Regions from separate parts of the Homo sapiens genome. Here region 1 is linked to region 2. A link is an interaction called in ENCODE POLR2A ChIA-PET data of the cell type or tissue named here. Cell type or tissue: PC-3. All regions are shown on one strand. Each heading gives the region's core, and the rest is flanking DNA. Links, peaks and the distances in the headings are about the cores only.

Evidence for each region. ChIA-PET counts read pairs that join two places held together with the same protein. Peaks named below come from ENCODE experiments on the same cell type or tissue, not always from the same donor. Only the 100,000 strongest peaks of a DNase experiment are listed, where the experiment ranks them.
Region 1: POLR2A ChIA-PET joins it to region 2 with 12 read pairs; 1 of 35 experiments calls an interaction of 5 or more read pairs at or near these places.

Annotation. Positions count from the first base shown.
Region 1 is chr18:8,749,724-8,760,899 of GRCh38, reverse strand. The region is part of intron 3 of MTCL1 (microtubule crosslinking factor 1); the gene reads right to left. Among named protein-coding and RNA genes, the nearest start is that of GACAT2, 48 kb to the right of the region's middle. In PC-3, for the core only: no CTCF peak of the experiment used is centred there; a DNase peak (open chromatin) is centred at 5,139; H3K27ac peaks cover 600 bases.
Region 2 is chr18:8,840,262-8,851,437 of GRCh38, reverse strand. No RefSeq gene overlaps it. Among named protein-coding and RNA genes, the nearest start is that of GACAT2, 140 kb to the right of the region's middle. RefSeq lists an enhancer at 5,999-6,499. In PC-3, for the core only: no CTCF peak of the experiment used is centred there; DNase peaks (open chromatin) are centred at 4,067 and 6,507; H3K27ac peaks cover 3,227 bases.

The sequences.
Region 1 (11,176 bases), core at 2,421-7,420, 89 kb after region 2:
AAGTCATCATTTCTCAATCCTTAATTTATTTGTGGAAAAATATTTCTAAAATGTACCAGAAAATACTAGAGGGAGAAATTTTGATTTTCTAACAGAGTTGTAAAATCTTAAAATTTGTTGGAAATAATGGAGGAGTGCCTTCTACAACAGCTTATCTTTGCTTTATGTAAATGCACACATACACACATGCAGACACACACACACGGTTTCTTACGGAAATATGGGAAGAAAAAAGAAAGAAAGGAGTAAAGAAAGTTGGAAATAATGGAGGTAAAGAAAAAAGGAATGAAGAAAAGGAAAACACTGCAAGCATTACTTTCTATTCCTGATATAGCTCTAGCTGACCCTCTGTATTGACTGAGAAGTCAAAATCCTAACATTTGCTTCCTAGCAGGTGAGTGGGGCCACCCCGCTGAGATGACAACACACCCCTCAAGGCACTGCCCTAGAGAATGTCAGGGGCGTTAGCAAACATGGCACTTGCATCTGCGTCTAACAAGTTTAGACAGCCAACATTTTATATTTGAGATCCCGAATCCTAATACCACCAATATGAGGTGGGGACTCTTGTTCTCATTTCCTGTGTGAGGGAACAGGCTCAGAAGAAGTAACTTGCCCACCACACGGCCAGGATTTGAACCCGTTCTCCTTCCTCACAGCCTGAGACCCTCCATAGCCCGGCACTGCATCTCGGAGAAGGGACTTACAAGGAGGCAGGTTGGACTCACTGAGGGACTGTCCACCTCCTGCTGACCGCTCTCGCGTTCCAGATGGACATGAGGTGAGCCCATGTTCCAGAAGAAGGTATGACAAGGAATGTGCTGTGGCTTTGGGATTTTGGTGACTCCCAAAGGGGGCAAATAGGGGTCTAAGCGCTTCTCATACAGCTGGAGTCGCTTCTGACCTACTTTACAGCATAGCCCCGATGTGCTGTGGTGGAGCAGACCCACCCTCAGGACACCAAGGCCCCATGAGCATGAGCCCCTGGGGCCCCCTGGAGAAACCGGGAATCGCAAACCACGCCACCCTCCCTCTGCCAGGACGTGCACCTCTCACTGATGGGTGCCACCTCTATCCCGCTTCAAGCTCTGGGACCCCCCGCAGACCCAGATCTGGCATTTTCTAGATTACTGGTAGAAACAGGAAATCTATTATAATAACACGTTGACATTTGTGGCCATCACACTTTTTTCTGGAAATTTATGCCAATTACATGCTTCTTTAAAAATCCTGGGCTTGGAAGGGCAACTCCCTTGTAATAGCCTCATTATGGCCTTTGGCTCTTTGAAAAGTTTTCTTCCCATAAGATTGTTTTTGGGTTGTGACAAGTGAGAACCTCTCCAACTCTCCTGCTAGAAGGGTCTCAGAGTGCCCTTGGGAAAAAGCAGTCTCAAAATGATCTAAGCACAGCGGGAAAGGATTAAGGTTGTATATTCCTAGCTGTACAGAAGAAATCATAGTCAACCCTTCACCCTCAAAGAGTCAATGTTCCAGCAGTCTTTGAAATCAACAGGATTCTTTCCAAATTCCTCCTGAACTCAGCTCAGATACCAGCTAGTGACCAAGAATGAATAAAGTATTGAGCCCCAGCAAAGATGCTGAAAATACTTCACAATGTTTTTCTGCTTTGAGAAGAACAAGCATTTACTTTCAGACCTAAGTCATACAGATGATCTCTGCAGAGGGCATGCTTGGTGGCCTGTTAAGACATCAATAAGTTTAGAAGCATTCAGCGTCATCGTGCATGTGATCTGCTACTTAAGTCTTTCCACACGAAGACTTTGCTCACAGGCAATTTTCTTCAAAGTGTGATCGCAAATGCAGAATTGCAAACAGTAACAACATCCCCGTTTTCCTCCAGGATGCTCTCCACACCCCCTGCTGTCCTCTTGTCCTTCTGCCCCTCTACTGTCACTACCTTGGACTGAAACTTCGGAGGAGGTGTTTCAACTGGATTTCACTAACTCCAGTAAGTGGAGGGGGAAAGGGAGGAATTTTTTAGAGAAATCTGCAAGATAGGTATATTTGGTCCTCTCATCTCTGTTTTGAATCTTGTCATCTGGTTTCCCTGGGTATCAGCAGAATTTGCAACAATAGTTTTGTTTCCTTGTGCCACCCATTATTGTCTGATCGCAAACTCCTGATAACCAAGAATTTACAATTACTGAAGTCCCCGGGGCCCTTGGGAGATGAGAAAGCGCCCAAATATGGGATAAGTACAAACCTTTCTCAGGAAAACTTCAGCACAAAGGAACGCAGTCACACAACTTATGCAAGACCAGGCTATGTTAGATTTATCAAGTTCTGGAGCCTACCTAGAATCCTAAAGCAGAAGCACTATGCTTATCACAGGTGAGATTAATCAACCTGAAAGACTGTATCCTTTGCCTTTAATTACCCCAAATCCTATGAATGAAGGAAACCCCAGGTGAAGGACACTGTTGAAATCCATAGAAGAAGAAAATGTGTGAAATTATTTCCACCTAGGAAACAAGGAGTGAGCCATGACTAGATGAGTGGAAAGATCTCCTGGTGGTAGATCTGGCATAACTCCTGAGGGATTAGAAGAGTGGGTGTGGCCAGGCGTGGTGGCTTACGCCTGTAATCCCAGTATTTTGGGAGGCCGAGGCAGGCGGATCACCTAAGGTCAGGAGTTTGAGACCAGCCTGACCAACATGGAGAAACCCCGTCTCTACTAAAAATACAAAATTAGCCAGGCATGGTGGTGCATGCCTGTAATCCCAGCTACTCGGAGGCTGAGACAAGAGAATCGCTTGAACCCGGGAGGTGGAGGTTGCTGTGAGCCGAGATCGCGCCATTGCACTCTCCAGCCCGGGCAACAAGAGTGAAACTCTGTCTCAAAAAAAAAAAAAAAAAAAGACTGGGTGCTACTCATCAACTTTGAGTCATTATTGAAAACACTTCACAAAGGAGCAGCTTGTGATATTTCCTTTTATCTTTCTTGGATAAAAAAGCTGACAAGTCAGTCTTTAAAACCTTTTCCAGCCAAATCCAAGGTTCTAAAACCAAAGGAAGAAAAATTATGTCAAAAGAACCATACATTTTATTGACAGCAATAACAATAAAAGACAATGATAGCATTTAACACCCATAGTAAAAACCTATTGCTTTCAAAAACTGTGAAACTTTTATCAGATCACCTTTATTAGATGACAATACTCCTGAAAAAAAAATCTCAAAAATGCAAATGTGTCTCCAAACATGCCCTGGCATTTGCCATAGACGTGCTTCTGCAAGGGGACACGGCCCTTGCACACACGCCCCTTCCTGTTCTAGATCCCTGCCGGGGTCTCCTCACTGCTGACTGATTGTCAGTGACAGCAGATGCTCACACGATGACAGGTCTCCCGGCTCCCCAGCCTCTTCTATTTTTGTTTTTAACCTGTATTTTCTATAAAAACTTTATGGAAACTTTCTTAAAGGAAGAACCTTTTTGGAGGTGAATCACCTGTTACAAAGTCTGGGGGGTCTCCTTGGTTGCCGGGACACACATCTTTTATCCTACAGCGGCTACTCCTGATCTGGCAACCTCAGGAAAAGAGGTTTCCTATGTTTCCAGGGAACTGAAGCTTTCTCCTGTAGAAGCTAAAACTTAAAGCAAGAATTAAATACACAGAGTCAAGCATTATAGATGGCTGTGAAGTTCTAGACTCCTGGAAATTCTGAACCTGGGATGAAAACACCACAGCTGCCCATGGCATTCAGCAGTGGGAGAGCCAGAATTTCTCATTCTCAGGTACTCTTTCCAAAGAGGCACAGGCAGTCTCCTGCCTTCTTATATGAAAATGACAGAATGCAGGTCAACATCTTCCTTGTGTCTGGGGTCCTCTTACCAGTCTTTGGGGACCCTACCTTGTAGCTCTCTGGCTGACAGTTCCACGGTGCTAATGCTGCTCCCCTCACTCATCACTAGGGTGTCTGCAGTGCCCTTTGCTTTGCAAGTGTCACATCCACCAGGGACTGGGGCCTTAGACAACGACAGCCACTAGGAGATAGAAATCCAGCTAACTTCACAGGGAAGGGCTCTAAGAGGAGACCTTGCCCACTAAATATATTCCTTGGGATTCACTGCAACTTCTTTGGGAATTCAGAGGCTTTTTGAAGCACCCTGCGGTTTGGCCACATCCCAGATGCTCAGAACTGACAATGGCTGGATTCTGGACCTCACTGCATAAAGAGATAAAAACACTCCTATTTTTCCTTTCTTCCTCACCTTTAAAGGCTCTAAATTTTTCTTTTCTCCAACAAGTTTGCCTCTCTCCTTCAACATTCCTGAAACTCCACCTAAGTGAGAATTTGGATCTCTTGCCTTTGAGATATATATACATATATATACACATATATACACACACATATATACACACATATATATACACACATATATACATATATACACACATATACACACATATACACATATATACACATATATACACATATATACATATATACACATATATACACATATACACACATATATACATATATACACATATATACATATATACACATATATACATATATACACATATATATACACACACATATATATACACACATACATACACACACACACTTCTTTTTCATGGCTAAGGCTGAAATCTCACACTGTTCTGTAGTGGAAATGTGACATGGGTTAGAAGTCACCGCATGGTCTGACGACCTCCAGAAAGGCCCTGACCTACAAGAGAGACCCCAGTATGAACGTGTTAAATCTTGTGCATGGTTATTCTTTATTTTTTTAGAGAGGGTCTTGCTCTGTCTCCCAGGCTGGAGTGCAGTGGTGCGATCTTGGCCCACTGTAGCCTCAAATTCCTGCACTCAAGAAATCCTCCCACCTCAGCCTCCTGAGTAGCTGGGATTACAGGTGTGCACCACCACACCTAAGTAATGTTTTTGTTTATAGAGACAAGGTTTTGCTATGGTGACCAGGCTGGTTTTGAACTCCTGGGCTCCAGTGATCTTCCTGCCTTGGCCTCCCAAAGTGCAGGGATTACAGGCATGAGCCACCATGCCTGGCTAATAATTCTTACTCTGAATACAGACCTAACAAAATAGATGAAAAGAATCACATCTGTGTCATGCTTCATAACTTACTGTATAACCTCCAAAACCACATCCTCCTCCGTGCCCCACTCCCTGTGAACATTCTGTTGACTTGATTGGACTATATTCTCTGAAAGAGGATGATAGTCTGTCTTTTAAAGGTGGTTTAGACTCTAAAAATAGTCATGATCTGCCACAAAATAGGTCAGGTTCTCCTGGGGCCACCCGAGAGATGTCCTGGAACTCAGAAGCTGCATGGCCTCAGGAAGGTTTTCTGGGACAGACCTGGTCCCAGGGAGAGTGAGGAGAAGCGTGTGAGATGTCCCTGAAGTGCTCCTGGGAGAAATGACAGCTGGCTTGGTTCATCAGCATTTCATAAAGAGTAACACTCACACACGCTGCAAGACTGGGGCCAAAGAACGACCTCGCCACCACCCAATCCCTTGTTAAACTCCAACCTGTTGAGGAGAAAATCAAGGACTAAACACGGTGCTTTGTGCTGATGTGGTCATTTTCATTTCAAACCAATCCCGGTTAAAACAACAAAAGCAACAAACGACATCCCAAATAGCACCTGCGACCTTGGCAGGAGAAGGCCTAGGTCCTGCCCCTCGTCCTGTCACGCGTGTGACCTTGGGCAAGTCCTTTGGTGGCGCTGAGCCACAGTCGTCCTATGCATTAAGAAGTTACCATTTAACTCAGAGTGGCAGCAAGAGCAGCCGTGGCACGGGGGCATTTGGTGCAACAGGCGGTGTTACTCAAATGTGCTGTGTCGCTAACATAGCCACTTTCACAAAAAAGTGACCGAAGCACTCCCAGATATTATCAGTGATTCAAGATAACCCCTGCAGGACCAAACGCACCAGGCTGCTCACATCAGGGGCTCTCTGATGCCACCAGGTAAAAAGGACCAGGGAGTCAGGGCAGAGCTGGAGACTCTCAGGTGTACTCCACCTGCAAGCTATGTTCTTCCCATCAAAAAGATTGAAGAGCTAAGCCCTCTTTCCACTAATACTTACTTCATACATCAGAGAGACAGGGACCAAGAAATGGAGAACAAGAGAGAATATAAAACAGAATTGGGAAGAAAAAGGCAACATTAGATAGCAGGCATTTTGCAGAACTGCACGCATCTATACTAAAGCTACTAGGAACCTGGGTGGCTATGGCTGCAAAAATACAAATTTAAAACTCTGCATCTATCATAAGATTCCATCAAAATCTTACAAAACGACTTGGTTCCCTTTTCTCTCTGACATTACTGGTATCTCATTACCAGGCACTTGATGGATTTACTTTGCTTGTTTCCTGTAATGCTGTCTCATCATTCTAACATGTTATAAAGCCAAGGGCAAGAACTGAACCCTTTACTTCTTCCATATTCCCAAAAGCTCCTGGTAGAGTATTATACACTTATACACATGGGGTTATTTTATAGATGCTTGCTTAAAAATAAAGGAGAGGCCAGGCGCGGTGGCTCACGCCTGTAATCCCAGCACTTTGGGAAGCCAAGGTGGGCAGATCGCTTGAGGCCAGGAGTTCGAGACCAGCCTGGGCAACACGGTGAAACCCCGTCTCTATTAAAATTACAAAAATTAGCCAGGCGTGGTGGTGCACACCTGTGATCCCAGCTATGCAGGAGGCTGAGACACCAGAATTGCTTGAACTCAGGATGTAAAGGTTGCAGTGAGGCAAGACAGTGCCACTGCACTCCAGCCTGGGCGAAAGAACAAGACCGTGTCTCAAAATAAATAAATAAATAAATAGGAAGTAGGGGGAAAATTTCAACCAGTTGCTTGTCACGTAAGTCTGTATGAAAAGCAATAAAATTTTCAGTTTGAAATAAGAATTAATACATATTTTAAATTTGAAGTATATCACCAAATGGTATGAAATGGTCCCATATTAACAGTCACAAATTGTAACAGTCCTCTCAGATTTTTACCTACAGTATCATTATTTTTATATATTTATGTCACTAGGAGACAGTCTTCATGGGCCTCTTACACTCCTACACAGCTTGCTGGGTGTGTCGTGAATGCAAGGCTGGAACCATACACTACCTGGACTATTTCTCAGGACCGTGTTTGCAGTGAGAAACCTTGATGGCTGAGGTGATGTCTCCCTCTGCAACAAAGAGCAGGCTTGCTTACTATAAAATGGCTATAACATGGTGGGTTCTCCAGGCTCAGTGTTCCCCAGCTGTGACACCACAGCTCACATCAGGGGCTCTCTGATGTCACCAGGTAAAAAGGACCAGGGAGTCAGGGCAGAGCTGGACTGTCTTTCAAAGGCATCCATCTGGGCCCATTGGGTCATGCTTACTGGATGTGGGGACAAGGAAAACTGACTGTGCTGATGCTGCCTGCTGTGCCCTGAGTAATGAGTCCTTTGTCTCTGATCCAGGAGTCTCATGTCTTCTGCCAGCATCCACGGAATGGTAGGAGGCTAGCTTGTTAGCTTGTGAGTACAGTAAAATCAAATCCCAGATCTGTCAATACCTTTATTTCAAACAATAAGTGTCTCCCATTTTTTAAAAAATTGACATCATAGTTGATTCATAGGTAAACAACTGGATTAGAAGGCCATGCCTCTAACAGTGGAATGTAGCACTGGCTATTTTAAACAATGATTTTAGCATTTTATGAAAACGTTCTCACCCATGTTGGGCTTCCCTGGGTCCAGGTATGAATGTGCATGAAGACTTCTGTCTGTGCCAGAAGTTCGGGATTATTTGTTCTACTCTCATCTCTTTCTGTGGGCTGCTGTGGCTCTGCTTGAGGCCACCTGGTCTTATAGCCTTAGGGGTCTATAGTAAAAACCATCCTCTTTATACAGGAGCAGGTCAGGATGGCCATGTTCGATACGGCGACGTCTCCACGCATTTGCCTGTTTGCCCACTGTATTTTCTGAGGTTGCTCATGTCCAGCTCTTTGTGGCACTGTACTCAGGCCTCATTATGGCTCACTGTGCACTGTCCAAAGCCCAGAGCCACCTTGTGTCACTCCTCTTGGAGGCAGGGGATATGTTGTTTGTAGAAATAGCCTACGCACCCAGCAATAGGGTGCCTGAACCCCAGGAGCAACTGGTAGCATCTGATAAGTGGCTGAATTGATTCTTCATCATTTCTAGACTGTCTTTATGACAATATTTTTCAATATCATTCTATTGTGTTTAACAATTGGGATGGTAACAAGAAAGATTTTTAAATAGTTACCCCCCAAGAACCTTGGAAATACTCTGTGGGTCTGTAGCATACAAACTCAGCCCTCTAAGACAGCAGACATTTGCACTCTTTAACTTGCTATGCCACATGCATTCCTCTGGGACAAGTGCCAGGCCAGGCCTTCTTAAAACTTTCCTTCAAATCAAACATAAAAAAGAGAGGCACAGTTGCTAAAGAAAGCAATAACACAAAAAAAATTCGATTTAAAAGTTATGTTAACAACTATCAGTTCCTATTCAACTAGTACATGGAAGTTTAAATAGTAAAAGAGAAAACTTTAACAAATTTTTCAAAACCACTGCTCAGTACTTTGGATAGGCAGATGACTTTTTATAAAGTCACAATATTTACACATCTTACTCAAAATAAAACTTTTTAATGTTCTAACTTAAAACACTGGATTATATTTAGTTTTATCTCATACTCAGCAAGTCAATGCTGACCTGGCCCTCTTCTCCCCAAATCAGCCATCTCTATCTCTGTCATCGGGATGTCCTAGAGTCAAAGCTCTGGGGTCCTTTCCATCCCGCTCCTTCTTTACCTTTCAGCCTTATAGATTTATCAACAACCTCTTTTCAAATATCCCTCTGGGGCCTTCTTTTGACAGAACACACACCAGCTATGTCCAAACATGCTAAAATTCTGAACAAACATTCAAGTGAAAGTGCAGTCTGCAGCAGCTTGGCCTTAAACGTTTCTTTTCCGCGTCACCGCTGCCCTGAGCTAAGTCTTCAACACCTCGTGTGCAGGTCAATGAAACAACTTTCACAAGCGAATCCCACGGCTCCATCTGCCCCAACTCAGAGCATTTCTAACCTCGTCTAGTCTTCATAACAGCAAAAAAGATTGTTTTTGTATTGTGATGTCCCCCTCTTCTGCAACAGCAGCCAACCTCACTTCAACTGTACCCCCCACATCTGCCTCACACCTACCCCGTCCTGCACTGGACCAGGTGACTCAGACCAATGAGAAAATTCACCTCGGATTTCCTTGACTATTGAAGGGAATGGAGCTAAAACCCTCAAAACCAAAAAGCGTTTGTTTTTAGAGTGTTGATGACATGAGTGTCAAAAATTGCAGTCCAGGGAGAAACTATAGCACAAAATGTCAGTTATCTTGTCCCAAAACAATACCATTCTATTCTGGAAGGATTTAGGTGGCCCACTTTTGAGCAGTAACAGTAGCGGCAACATCACTTACATCCTCAGAAGCACAGATCAAGCATCGCGTTTCACTCCTGGGTGGTCACCAAAAGAGGCATGTTTAATGTCTACGCATGCAAAACTTAAAACAGACAACTGAGGACCTGGTGAAATATCCTTCTGGAGCCTTCTTTTGACAGAACACACACAAGCTATGTCCAAACATGTCGAAAATTCTACATAAACATCCAAGTGAAAGTGCAAAGTCATCAGCAGCCTGAGCCTTACAGACCTTTTTTGCATAAATATTTTGTTCTCAACAGAATCCAGACACAGTCCATGTGCGGAAAAGATGTGTGCATGAGTCATGCACACATGCAGTCAGATGCCCACACCCACTGGTCCTTCTGGGGGCCCGCTGCCCAGGGCACTGTCCACCCCATCCTCCTCCTCCTTGGAGCACGAGAGGGCCTGGCCACGGTGCACACTGCATCTGTCCACCCTACCCAGCACTCAGGCCGCCTTGCCAGTAACTTTATCAACGCATCCAGAGAAGGCAACTGCAGGCCTCACTCCCAGCTATGCCAAAGGGGGACCAGCTTGGGACTCCCGGAAATAAATTCAGTTTTACCAGCAAGTCATTTCCCTGTAATGAAAATAAAGCACTCTTATAAGCCAAGACTCCCTTAAATCAGACACATAATCTGATTATAACTGCAATGCATTCAAAAAGCATGTTCATAATCTTGTTACAACTTTTCCCATGCCTAGAAAAATGTTCTCAAGACCGTTGCAGGGCAGTGTCCTCTGGATATAGGCATTTGGGGTCCAGGTTGGTAACCCCAAGGAAGAACTGGTAGCATTCAACACCTCCTCCCTGCCCTCCATCTGATTAGAAGATAGAAACTTCCTTCCTTCCTCTGCACCTCCAGCCAGCCAGGAGACAAGCGCAGAATGCACTGGCCCGAGCTGCCCAGCCTTTTCTGCATGGTGCCCAGGGCACAGAGAGCAGCAGGTGGGGCCCCACCCTGGAGGAGGGGCACCCTCCAGGACCGGGCTCTCTCCAGGCATATTTCGCTTAGGCAGTCACACCAGGGAAAGACATAAAATGACATTACTGGCCGGGCACAGAGACTCACGTCTGTAATCCCAGCATTCTGGGAGGCTGAGGCGGGCAGATCACTTGAGGTCAGGAGTTCGAGACCAGCCTGGCCAACATGGTGAAACCCTGTCTCTACTAAAAATACAAAAATTAGCCAGTGTGGTGGCATGAGCCTGTAATCCCAGCTTCTCAGTGGGAGGCTGAGGTGGGAGGATCACTTGAACCCAGGAGGCAAAGGTTGCAGTGAGCCGCGATCACACCACTGCACTCCAGCCTGGGTGATGGAATGAGACTCTGTCTCAAAATAATATAAATAAAAATAAAAACAAATATAAAAAATAAAATGACATTACCATCCAGCTAACAGCAACTTTAATATTCCCTATGGGTTAACAGAAACAAACTGAAAATACAGTTTTATGTTAGTCTTAGTAGTAAAGTTACTCTTAGAGCAAAGCTTTATTTTACTGAAACATCGAAACAAGTTTATAGCTGGGTCCCAACAACTCAGTTTTACAGTTGCAGACACTGAAGTTCAAGCCATTAAGCAACCTGCCCGAAGTCCCATAGTTGCCAAGGAAAGAATAGGCCCCCATGTCTGTACGATCCAGGATCATGCCCTAAGCCCTGTTCGCTGGG
Region 2 (11,176 bases), core at 3,793-8,792:
CTGGACAGTTTACCAAAATGCTGCAATACAACAGAAAGAATATTTGTCATTTTCCTAATGCCTGAGTCAGCAAGAGCTTTTGGGGGATAGAACATATTTGGTTATCTTTCTGGGGTCTAGTGAGGGTTTGTGACTCTTTTGCGCAACTTGTATTAAGTGTGTTCAATGTCTCCGGTACTATGGGAAATCAAAAGTGAAATAGCAGAGAATATTCCTGATTCTTTAAGTTGAAATAATTATAGAATAAACTTAAGTCAGTGGTTCATGTGGTTTCAAGGTCTACCATATAGCTACAATATCATCAGTGGCCTCCGAATCTTCCTCTTCACCCTAACTCTTCAGTTAACCTATGTGGCTTCGTCTTCTGTGTTGTTAATGATCCATCCCATAAATAAACCTCACTGTCCCTTGACTTTAATATGTCAATGACCTTCAATTTGACTGCCTTTCAACCACCTATTCCTGGGGTCATATTCTTCATTGTGTCTTTACCTGGAAGTGCTCCATCTCTGAGATCTTAAACTTGAGTGTTTACACAGGACTTTTGCAGAGACTGCTATAAAGCCTTCATTTGTCACTGAAGGGCACAAAGTTGTTCAGAATAAAGCCTATATTTTCCAGCCTCCCTACTAGGTGGGTGTGGTGATCTGACTAAATTCTAGCTCAATGGGATGCGAGCAGAAGTGGTGTATGCAACTTCTGAGAACTGTCTCCATAGAAAAGGGGCAATCTATTCTTTACTTCTTCTTTCTTCTTGCGAGGTGGAATAAGGATGTGATGACTGGGTCTTGAGCAGCCATTTTGGACCATGAGTTGGAAGCTATGACGTTCAGGGTGATGGAGCTACAAGGTAGAAGGAGCCTGGGTTCCCTTATGATCATAGCACTCTGTAACAGCCCTGTGTTGCCTACGTTTCTATGAGAAAGAAATAAGCCTCAGTCTTGTTTAAGGCACTCTTCTTTTGAGTTTTCTGTCCTGTTAGCCATTTTCAGTCCTAATGTCTACAGCCACAATCTCCTGTTAAACTGTCTTTTCTCCATTTTGTTTATTTCAACCTCCTTGAGACTTCAGTCCTGCTTCTTCCAAATTCTATCTTGGTATAATTTCCTTCTTTATCCATACTTCTTTCCACCCTCCATAGCCCATGCAATATACATCATGAAGTGATTCAGAGTTACATGGTGACCTGTCATTCCATGGGCTACACAGAAATTGTTTGTGTCTTTGTGTCTATGTAATCATATTTTTGCAGATCATATTTCAAAGGGAAGCCCAGTTTCTCTCATCACAGCAGCTGTAGCCCAGGAGGACAACAATTTTACCAAGACCTCTGACTCTGCAGATGGAGCAGTGACACCAAGCAGAGCACTCAGTTTTGAGAGATGAGGCTGCAACTTTGGAGACAGCACCTCGTAGAGCTCACTGGAGGGATGCATGCCCATTCAGAGAGGCCAGTGCATGAAGATGGTTCTCTTAGCGCTTGTGTCAGCAGAAGCCTTGGATGAATCAGACCTGGCAGCCCAGGCAGGAAGGCACTGCAGAGCATGAGATGAGCCTACATACCATACTTCCCCTGGCCACACTAGTTAGCAGGCATCACTGCCTCCTTAATGACAAGAAGGCTGCAAGCCACAATCAGAGTTCATGATTCACTCATTGACTCTAATGTGGATGCTACATTGTAATACTTCTTCAATCATTTGTCACACCCATAAAGTTCTGAATTAAAGAGTCTAGCTAGATATTTTTCATATAGGAAACATGAATGAGAAAGGTGAGCCCTATCTAAGTCAAGAGTCTCATCCCTAAGTAGGTGAAAATAGTTATCTCCAGAAAGTGACATTCATGGAGTTCCCTTTTGTTTGTGTTTGCTACCCCCAAGGTAGAATTAGGTCTACCCTGTCCATCACCATAGTACCTTGTGCTATAGTAAAGTGGATTTACACCTTTCTCCTCCACTGGACTCTGAGGAGTCCCTTGAACCACTTCTCTACATGCTCATTTCTGTATCTCTGGCTCCGAGATAGAGATGTGGTGGAGAGTTAATCTTTGTTGATTAACTGAGTGAAAGAATCCTGACTACAGTATGGATCTGTAATCAGACTTTAAACTGGACATATAGTCACATAATAACAGAGTACACTGGGAGACTGCACACACACAAGGTGGATGCACGGTGCGATGCAAGCTTCCTGGGGGTAATTTAGCAGCAGTGTATGATCAGAAGTTGGAAGGAAGGTAGTATTGTTGTTGGATTTGGGTTCTATGTAGAATCATATCATGACTGATAGGTTGGCACAAAAGGCCTGCATGAGCTGTACTCTTAACTCACTCTCTTACACTTCATTCGGGTAAGAAATAGCAAGTGGTATGAAATAGCATCACTCCTTGCCCTAGGAGATCTTGGTGTACAGTCCATGAACAGGAGCTGCCTTAGAAGGAGGAGGAGAAAGATTTCCCCTACCTGCTTCATGGAGGGTAGCCACCTGGCCCAGAGCTGTGACTCCCTCAGAGTTGGGGCTGGTCTGCTTGGGAAGGAAGTGTGGCTTTAGGGGTGGCAGGATTCCTGGGGGGCATCTTGTGTGGGTATAACTGTAACACCCAGCTGGAGGCTTACCAAGTAGCTCTTCCCTGTGGGAGCCATGAGTCTATTATCAGACAGAGCTTTCCAGAAAATATCTTCTCACAAGCCTTGCTGCTGTTATTTTATTACTCATACAAGCTTCCTCACTATAGCCTTCTTTCTTTCTCTGCAGAATCATCTCTTATTCTGAGCCAGGAGGATGCACTGGGGATCTCTTAATAACCAGTGCCCCGGAATGAACGAGAGAATGATGTGAATGGAGGATGGATGGATGGATGGATGCGAGGTTGGGGCTGGACAGAAAGATGACTGAATAAACGGGAAGAAATAGTAATAATAAGAGTGAAACTGAGAATTGAGGCAGAGACATTGAACATCTGTTTATCATCTTGCTTGGCTGGCAGGATAGGCGCTAGAGTTATCAGAGTCCAACAGTAGTTTCAAATACAGTTGGGATTTTATGCACATCCTACTCCAAGCCCTGCTCATTTATTATCCACTCATTGTAAACTCTTCATGATAGCCTTACCTGCACAATTAATAGAAGAATGGATATTGGAGGGTAGTGATGAGGATGGGAATGAAATATGTACATATCGTATTTCCTGGAAGACTTTGAGAAATGGGCTCATTCACACAGATCACCTATTTTTAACAAAATGTCACCTTACAGAAGCACACTGCTTGGCAAACATCAACATGTCAAGGCTCTTGGCCCTGGGCCGCTGCAGATACTGGCCATGCCTCTGTCCTCACATCACCCACAGCATCTGGTGCAAGAGCTCTGACTTAAACTAGTTTGTTTGCAACAGTGCATGTGCCAGCTTTTCAAATTGCACCACAAAAAATTCCTGTTAAGAGTCAATGCTTTAACAAATGCCTGGGCAGTTTTTCGGTGTGTGACAGGTCTGGTGACAAAGCCGTTAGCTCCGTGAAGCTGGGAACCTGGTCTCCTCTGGTTCCTGCAGTATGTCCAGCCCCTTGCAGAGCACCAAGCACAAGGTAGAGCTGAAATATCTGCCAAATGATTGCAGACAAGGGGCCACTGTGCAGGGGCTGGGATAGGATTTGTCTCTCCAGGACTAAGGGAGTTGTCTGTTTGTAAGGTCTCTGGGTATGAACCCTGGACATACCACCCATGGGGCTTAATCAGTCTTACTTGAAGATGATGACAGGACTTGAATGTCTCATCTACTCTGTGATGTCATTGCTGAGCTACCAGTAGAGTGGCTACGCCTTTCCCCAAGCCTCTCGGGCCTCTCCCTGCCTTGTCTAACATGCTCTTCTGAATGTATTTGCTTGGATATGTGTCTCCTTCTCTTGAGTGCAGGAACTAGGTTTTCTTTGACTTTGTGCCCAGAGTGTAGAAGAGTGGCCAGTCAGGGTGGGTACTCCTGAAATGTTTGCTGAGTGAATGAATACACGGATGTGAAACCTCTCTGCTACCTTTCACTGATGGTCCCCAAGTGGGGCATGGGTAGGGAACAATAGTAGTAATGATGCATTTCTGGAGATATTCAGAAGTGCTGCTGGGAGATTTCTGTATGGAATCAGGGCAGAGAGGCTGAGTCACGCAGAAGGAGCATGAGCTGGCTTGGCTACAAGCATGGGTTTTGGGTCTGATGGTCCAGGATCTGAATTGCTGGTTCCACTCTTACTCCCTATAAGTGACCTCACCTCTCTGAGTCTCCATTTCCTCATCTACAAGACGCTTAGGGGGAGAAAAAAGATGCTTAGGATTGTTGTATTATATGAGATAATACGTGGCACATGGTCAAGTGCTTAATAAGTAATTGTTATCATGTTTGTTTATTATTGATTAAAAGACTTAGACATATTTGGCCCAGCCAATAATTCTGGGGACTAAGTGGAGGCGGTTTACTGGAGGTAGAGGAGAGAGGTGACGTTTCTGACACCTCCTTTTCCTGTCTCCCCTTTCCCTTGAGTCTGGAATAGCTCAGGACCTGTTTTGATGTCTTCTGGAAGCCCCTCAAGGGGAATCTGAGGGGAGCAGGGCCCTCTGAGAGCCTCCCAGGGAGAGCAGTTAGTAGCTTCGTGAGCACCTTAGTGACAAGGAGAAGACCTAAGCAAGGGAGAGTTGTAGACAGGGCTGAGAAAGTGACTGAGTGTGAAAACGTGCTTCATTCAGGTCCCCAAGTCCTGAACAGTCAGGGAATGATGTGTATAACAGCACTTTGTGAAACCATCAGTTAGCATATGCACTGTAGTTATTAGCATTACAATGTGCTTATTATCACGTGTGTTTATGCTACGCAATGAGTCTTTCAGGTTATATGGCTTAGGCTATGTTCTTTACATTTTATAATTTTTTATTTTTATGTTTTACTTTTTCTTTCTTTCTTTAATTATTTTTTAGAGACAGGGTCTCTCTGTCACCCAGGCTGGAGTGCAGTGGCATGATCATAGCTCACTGCAGCCTCAAACTCCTTGGCTCAAGCAATCCTCCTGCCTCGGCCTCCTGAGTAGCTGGGACTACAGGCACATGACACCACACCTGGCTAATTTTTAAAATGTTTTTTGTAGAAATGGGTTCTTGCTATGTTGCCCAGGCTGGTCTTCAACTGGAGCTCAAGCAATTCTCCCACCTCAGCCTCTTGAAGTGCTGGGATTGTAAGCATGAGCCACTGTGACCAACCTATATTTTTTATTTTTAAATTGACAAGTAAAAATTATACATATTTATGTTGTACAGCATGATGGGTTTTTTTTTTTTTTTTTTTTTTTTAACAGGGTCTGGCTCTGCCACCCAGGCTGGAGTGCAGTGGTGCCATCTCCGTTCACTACAACCCCTGCCTCCCAGGCTCAAGTGATCCTCCCACCTCAGCCTCCCAAGTAGCTGAGACTACAGGTATACAACACCGTGCCTGGCTAATTTTCTGTATTTTTCTTTTTTTTGTAGAGATGGGGTTTCACCATGTTGCCCAGGTTGGTTTTGAACTCCTGAGCTCAAGTGATCTGCCTGTGTCAGCCTCCCAAAGTGCTAGGATTACAGGCATGAGCCACCGCGTCCGGCCGTGATATTTTGATATATGTATATATTGTGGAATGACTAAATCAAGCTAATTAACATATCATTTACCTCACGTACTTATCTTTTTTGGTGTGATGAGAACATTTAAAATCAATTCTCCTAGCAGTTTTCAATTATACCGTACATTGTTCTTAACCACAGTCACCATGTTGTATAGCAGATGTCCTGAACATATTCCTCCTGACTAATTCCTCCTGATGTTATACTTTGATCAACATCTCCTCAACCCACCCCCACCCCCGCAGCCCTGGTAACCTCTATTCTCTGTTTCTATGAGTTCAATTTTTTTAGATTCCACATATAAGTGAGATCACGTAGTATTTGTCTTTCTGGGCTTGGCTCATTTCGCTTAAAATAATGCACCGGGTTCATCCATGTCTCAAATGACAGGGTGTCCTTTTTTACATATTCCTTAAATTTTAATGCACCTACTCCCCCCAGAATCATAAATGAGGGTATTGGATCCAACAAGCATTTATTGAAGGTCACCTAAACTTATGCAGAACACTGTGAGGTCACAAGGAAGAGACCTCTCCTGTTTCCGTGGGGCCTACAAGCCAGTGTGCCCATTAAGCCCTAATTTGTTAATTCGTGGTTCCAGCAAGGACAGTAAGTTGCCTTAGCTTTCCTCTCACTGCACGTGGCAGAGCGGCATTAGCCTGCGGAAGCTGGAAGCAGAAACCAGCCTTCCCTGGCAAGTGCACAGCAGCCTGCTGGGCTGCACCACCTGGCCGGACACACACAAGGTGCGCTTCCGCCCTGGGGAAGAATATCTTGTCATCTTAAATGCAGAGGCAGAGGTAGGGGTTCTTGCCTCTGACGCACATGCCCCATCCGCTGCATTTTATCTGCCACCTGGAGCAGTGATTGAAAGCTCATTTTATGCTTTGTTGAAATGCCAGAGTAATGTGTTAACCGGTTGTGGCTACTGATGCTCCAAAGAGTGACGTCTGCACGGCATTGCTAGGCAACAAGGCGGGCTCCTGTACCTCACTGGGCCACTCGCGTCACTGCCCCGCCTGCAGCCCCCCGGGCGCCAATGTCGTGCTTAGGTGTTAACTGCAGCCTTTGCCTTGACTGCCGTGGATGCACTTTGCTGCCTGTCTGATCTCACAGACAGCAAGTTAATCATTGGATTGAATCTTGAAACTATCGGTTTTGAGGCTGCTTTATGGGGCATTTGTGCCTTGAGTACAGTGTCCCAAATTTCATTTTTAAAACATCAGCTTGGTTCTGGCTCCTCCCCTAAGTGGGGCAGGGTAAAATTAGACAAGATCTGTCATGGCTCTGATAATTCAGTTCAATTTAGATTTGACTTTTAGGGACACAGTGTTCTCAGGGGGATGATGCTTTTGCTTTGTTATTTGGAGTGTTTGCAGCCAGTAGGGTCTAGAAGTGGCCTTGTTCACGTTCATGGTGGAGCCAGCAAGGCAAGAAGTGACTGGTAGGTCCTTTCTATGGCCAAGAGGATGGTGGCTTTTCACATGCAGAAATCCCTTCTGCATTCTTGGGGGCATCAAAATTACCAGCACAGGCAGTTAGTCCTGCAACCCTGTAGCTCCTCGTCTTTGCAGGGGAAATTTTGCCTTAGCACGGTTGTGGCTGTTCCGGAGTTCCTATGTAGGGGCAGCGTAGGGGTTTCATTCTAATTGAATGGGGATGAGGGAATTTCTGGAAATGGTTGTGTCACTTTACATAGCAGGGAAAAGTCAATTGTGTATGTCCAGATATAGGAGTAAGAGGATGATGGAGATGAGAGAAGATGAGCTGAACACTTGTCTTCCTTTCCCCAAGATTTCAGCCCTCACACAGGGCGGGGCCTTGGTGGGGGTACCTGGGGCGGTGCACTGATGGCATCTTCTTAGTGATGAACACACGTTTTCAGTAAACAAAGTAAACCTGTGGTCCTAAGGGTGCTGGGTACCCCATCTAGTACTGTGGTTGTATACTTTTTTCACACATTGGGTCAAAGTATTATATATACTTCAGGGTGTAGAAGTGCTTTAGGCAAATTCCCTGTCTTCTCCATAAGCCATTTGGCAAATATAATAATGTGTCAGTAGTGTCTGAGTTCATCCTTCTGTCATGAGTTATGTGAGGATTTAACAGGCCATGATCCCTTTAGAAATGGTACCACATTAATAAAAGAAACAGTCATCAGTAGCTATTGCTTTTCTAGAATACACTGAGGAAAGGATTCTGGTCAAATAGGTCATTTGAGGCTATTTTGCAACCTTGAAAAGAGATGAAATGAAGTCGGTGAAATTCAAGACGTAATTTAGTCTATTAAGCTCTAGGGCAGAAGCTGGTGAGCTGAGATGGGCCCAGGTCCACCATGACAGCCTACATCGTGTCCTTTAGTGAGGCCAGTTCAACAACGTGCAGCCTGGCTCCATTTGCTTTCCCAGAGGGGTGGTTATTGCAGTGGGTTTGGGGTCAGCTTGCAAGTACCTGGTCAGTATAGCATTGGTGTGAAAGCCTGCTTTGCTGGTAATTACTGTGTAATCTTGAGACAGCCAAATACCTTTCTGATCCTCAGTTCCTGTAGCTATAAAAGTAGGGCAGTCACCTTGATTGGCAGGTTGACTGGAAGAATTCAGTGAGACAACAGCAACTTGCACTTGTTGAGCAGTTCTCATGTGACAGGTCCTGCAGTCACTCACAGCCTCATTAGTCCCTCAGAGCCACCTTGGAAAGATGCTGTCGTTCTCCCACTTGACAACATGAGAAAACTCAACTCCAGAGAGGGCAAGGAACAATGCCCAAGATCACACAGTATGGTAGGGAGAATTTGCACCCATGTCTGTCTGACCAGACCTCAGACTCTTAAATCCGCTTACCACCATGGCTCCCAAATGTTGCTGCAAAGTGGAATTACCTAGGCAGCTTTAAAAAGTTCTGATGCCCAGATCTCACCCCAGACCAGTTACATCAGGAGGTCTCGGGTGGGGCCAGGCATTGATTTTTTTTTTTTTTTTTAGACAAGGTCTTGGTCTGTCACCTAGGCTGGTAGTGTGGTAATGTGGTCATTGCTCACTGCAGCCTCAAACTCCTGGGCTCGAGTGATCCTCCCGCCTCCGCCTCTAGAGTAGCTGGAACTACAGCTATGCATCACCACACCTGGCTAATTGTTTTATTTTTTGTAGAGATGGAGTCTCACTATATTGACCAGGCTGGTCTCAAACTCCTGGCCTCAGGGGATCCTCCCGAAGTACTAGGATTACAGGCATGAGCCACTGTGCCTGGCCAGGCATCAGGGTTTTTGAAACTCCCTGGTGATCCAGTGTGCATTATAGTTTAGGAACCACTAGCTTAAGAAATTCTCCTCTACTGTTGGCTGTTGATCCCAGCTGCTCATTAGAGTCACAAGGGGAAACATTTAAAATATTACCAGAAGCCACATCCAAGAGATTCTGATTTGCTTGGTCTGGGGTGGAGCCTTAAGTCACTCTAGATGATTCTAAGATGCAGCCAGGTAGAGACTGCTGTGCCACGTTATAGGGAAAGCACCCGGCACTAGTAAGCAGCTAGAGAATGTGGGCGGTTATTGAAAGTATGTATAAAATGAAGGTTTGGTTAGGATGTTCTTAAGGTCCCTTCCCACTTGCATTTGTAATTCCCTAGGAAAATTACTATTCACCTTTGTCTCAGTGTGCTGGCTCAAGGGAGGAATGCAACCTGTACTTTTTCAACAAGTGTTTGGAGGAAAAAGGAGTAAGTGTAGGAGCAGCATCCTGGGAATATTTAGCCCAGTCCTTTTGCCTCATATGCGTAGCTAGTTCACTAGTGAGCTCAATTCTACTTTCATCTACCTCTTAGCCAAAGGAACTGAAAGTTTATTTTATTATGAAGTCAGAGAGTTGAATAAGGGAGAAAAAATCTTTGGAGAGCTTGAAATTCTTTTACCTCTGTTAATGTGAAGTGGCATTTTTATATGCTGTGGAAATTCTGTCTTCTGTTTTGATTTCTTTCCCTGATGTTACTTATATATGTATTTCCATTTTTTTAGACAGTTATTCAGTCAGTATTGGCCAGGTTATGCCGCATTAATGAACAATTCCCCAAATCTCAGTGGTGTAACGTAGTAAGAGCTCATTTTTCACTCATGCTTCATAAAGTGAGTCCATGCATCCCGGTCACTGAAGGATCCCCTCATGTGATGCTTCTACAATTGCTGAAGCAGAAAAAGGAATATGGTAAGTGGGCATTGGCTCTAAAAACTTCCCGCAGGAAGTGACACATGTGGCTACTGTTCACATTTTATTGGCCAAAGAACTGTACCTCACTTCAAAGGGCAGTGGAAAAGTGTGATTTTATTATGTCTTCAGAGGGAGCAAATGGAATATTTTGAACAGCTCTAATGACTAACACAACAAAATTTATATATATCTCCTTTTTGTTAGCACTACCCTGAGAACTTTGGCACCTGTCTAGAGTGTATCTCACAAGTAAACAGCCACAAACCCACAAGACAGTATGGATGTTGCTGCCCATGTCAGTAGGACACGCTGGAGGAAGTTGACATGAACTGATGGGGTGTAAGGAGGGAGAGTTTTTCACGGGAATAGGATGAAAGGTGACTGTTCCTACAAAATGCCATAGAAGATGGTATGCCTGGAAAGGAGTAAACTGGTGTTCTGCTAGGGCATGCACTGCATGCTGTTAGCTGTTACTAGGGGATTACTATGTTAGGATGGATGGCAGGGTCCTGGGTATCAGGAGGGCTGAGCTCCTTTTCCCCACTTGGGTTTTATATTTATCTTGCAAAATCCGAAAGGAGTATTACATGCATAACCTAGGTAGTACATTTTGAAATTTTCTCTCTCACTCTTTCTGTTCCCTCACCATTTCTACCTGCAGAAATCTTATGCATTCTACAAAGGACTCTTACCAAACAGGTCAGTGTGAGGTCTTCCTAGACCATCCTCCCAGACAGAATGAAGCCCTTTATGTCCTCACTGTATACTTACATATACTATTATAGCACTTTTCATATTGTGTTATAATTTGCCATTTATACAATTACTTCTTTTAACAAAATTTAGTACCAGGTACTATTCTAAGTGCTTAACCAGTATTATCTTGTTTAGTCCTCATAACCTGCCTAACAGTGATTACTGTTATTACTTCCATTTCGCATATGAGACAACTCAGGCTCAGGAGTAGGTACTTTCCACAGGCCATTCAGTGAGAAAGCACTGGAGCAGGATTGGAGCCCAGGTAATTGAACTCCCTCAACTAGGTCAGGAGCCCCTGGGGAGCAGGTAGGTCGTGGTTAGCTTTGTTTCCTCACCAGGCTAGCCCAGTACTTGGCCATTAGGAGTGTTTATTAGGTGAACAAGCACAGTAGTGAAACCTGTTGATGGACCATAATTTGATTAGCCTGTTTCCAAATTTTACGGTATTGTACTGCTACAAATATATTCTGTAAATTAGTTTGATTTCATTGGGGTTATTTGGGGTAAATTCCCTTAAATGAAATGACTCAAGAAATACAAGCAGTTTTATAGATAATTGCTTACATCACTCTCCCGAAATTT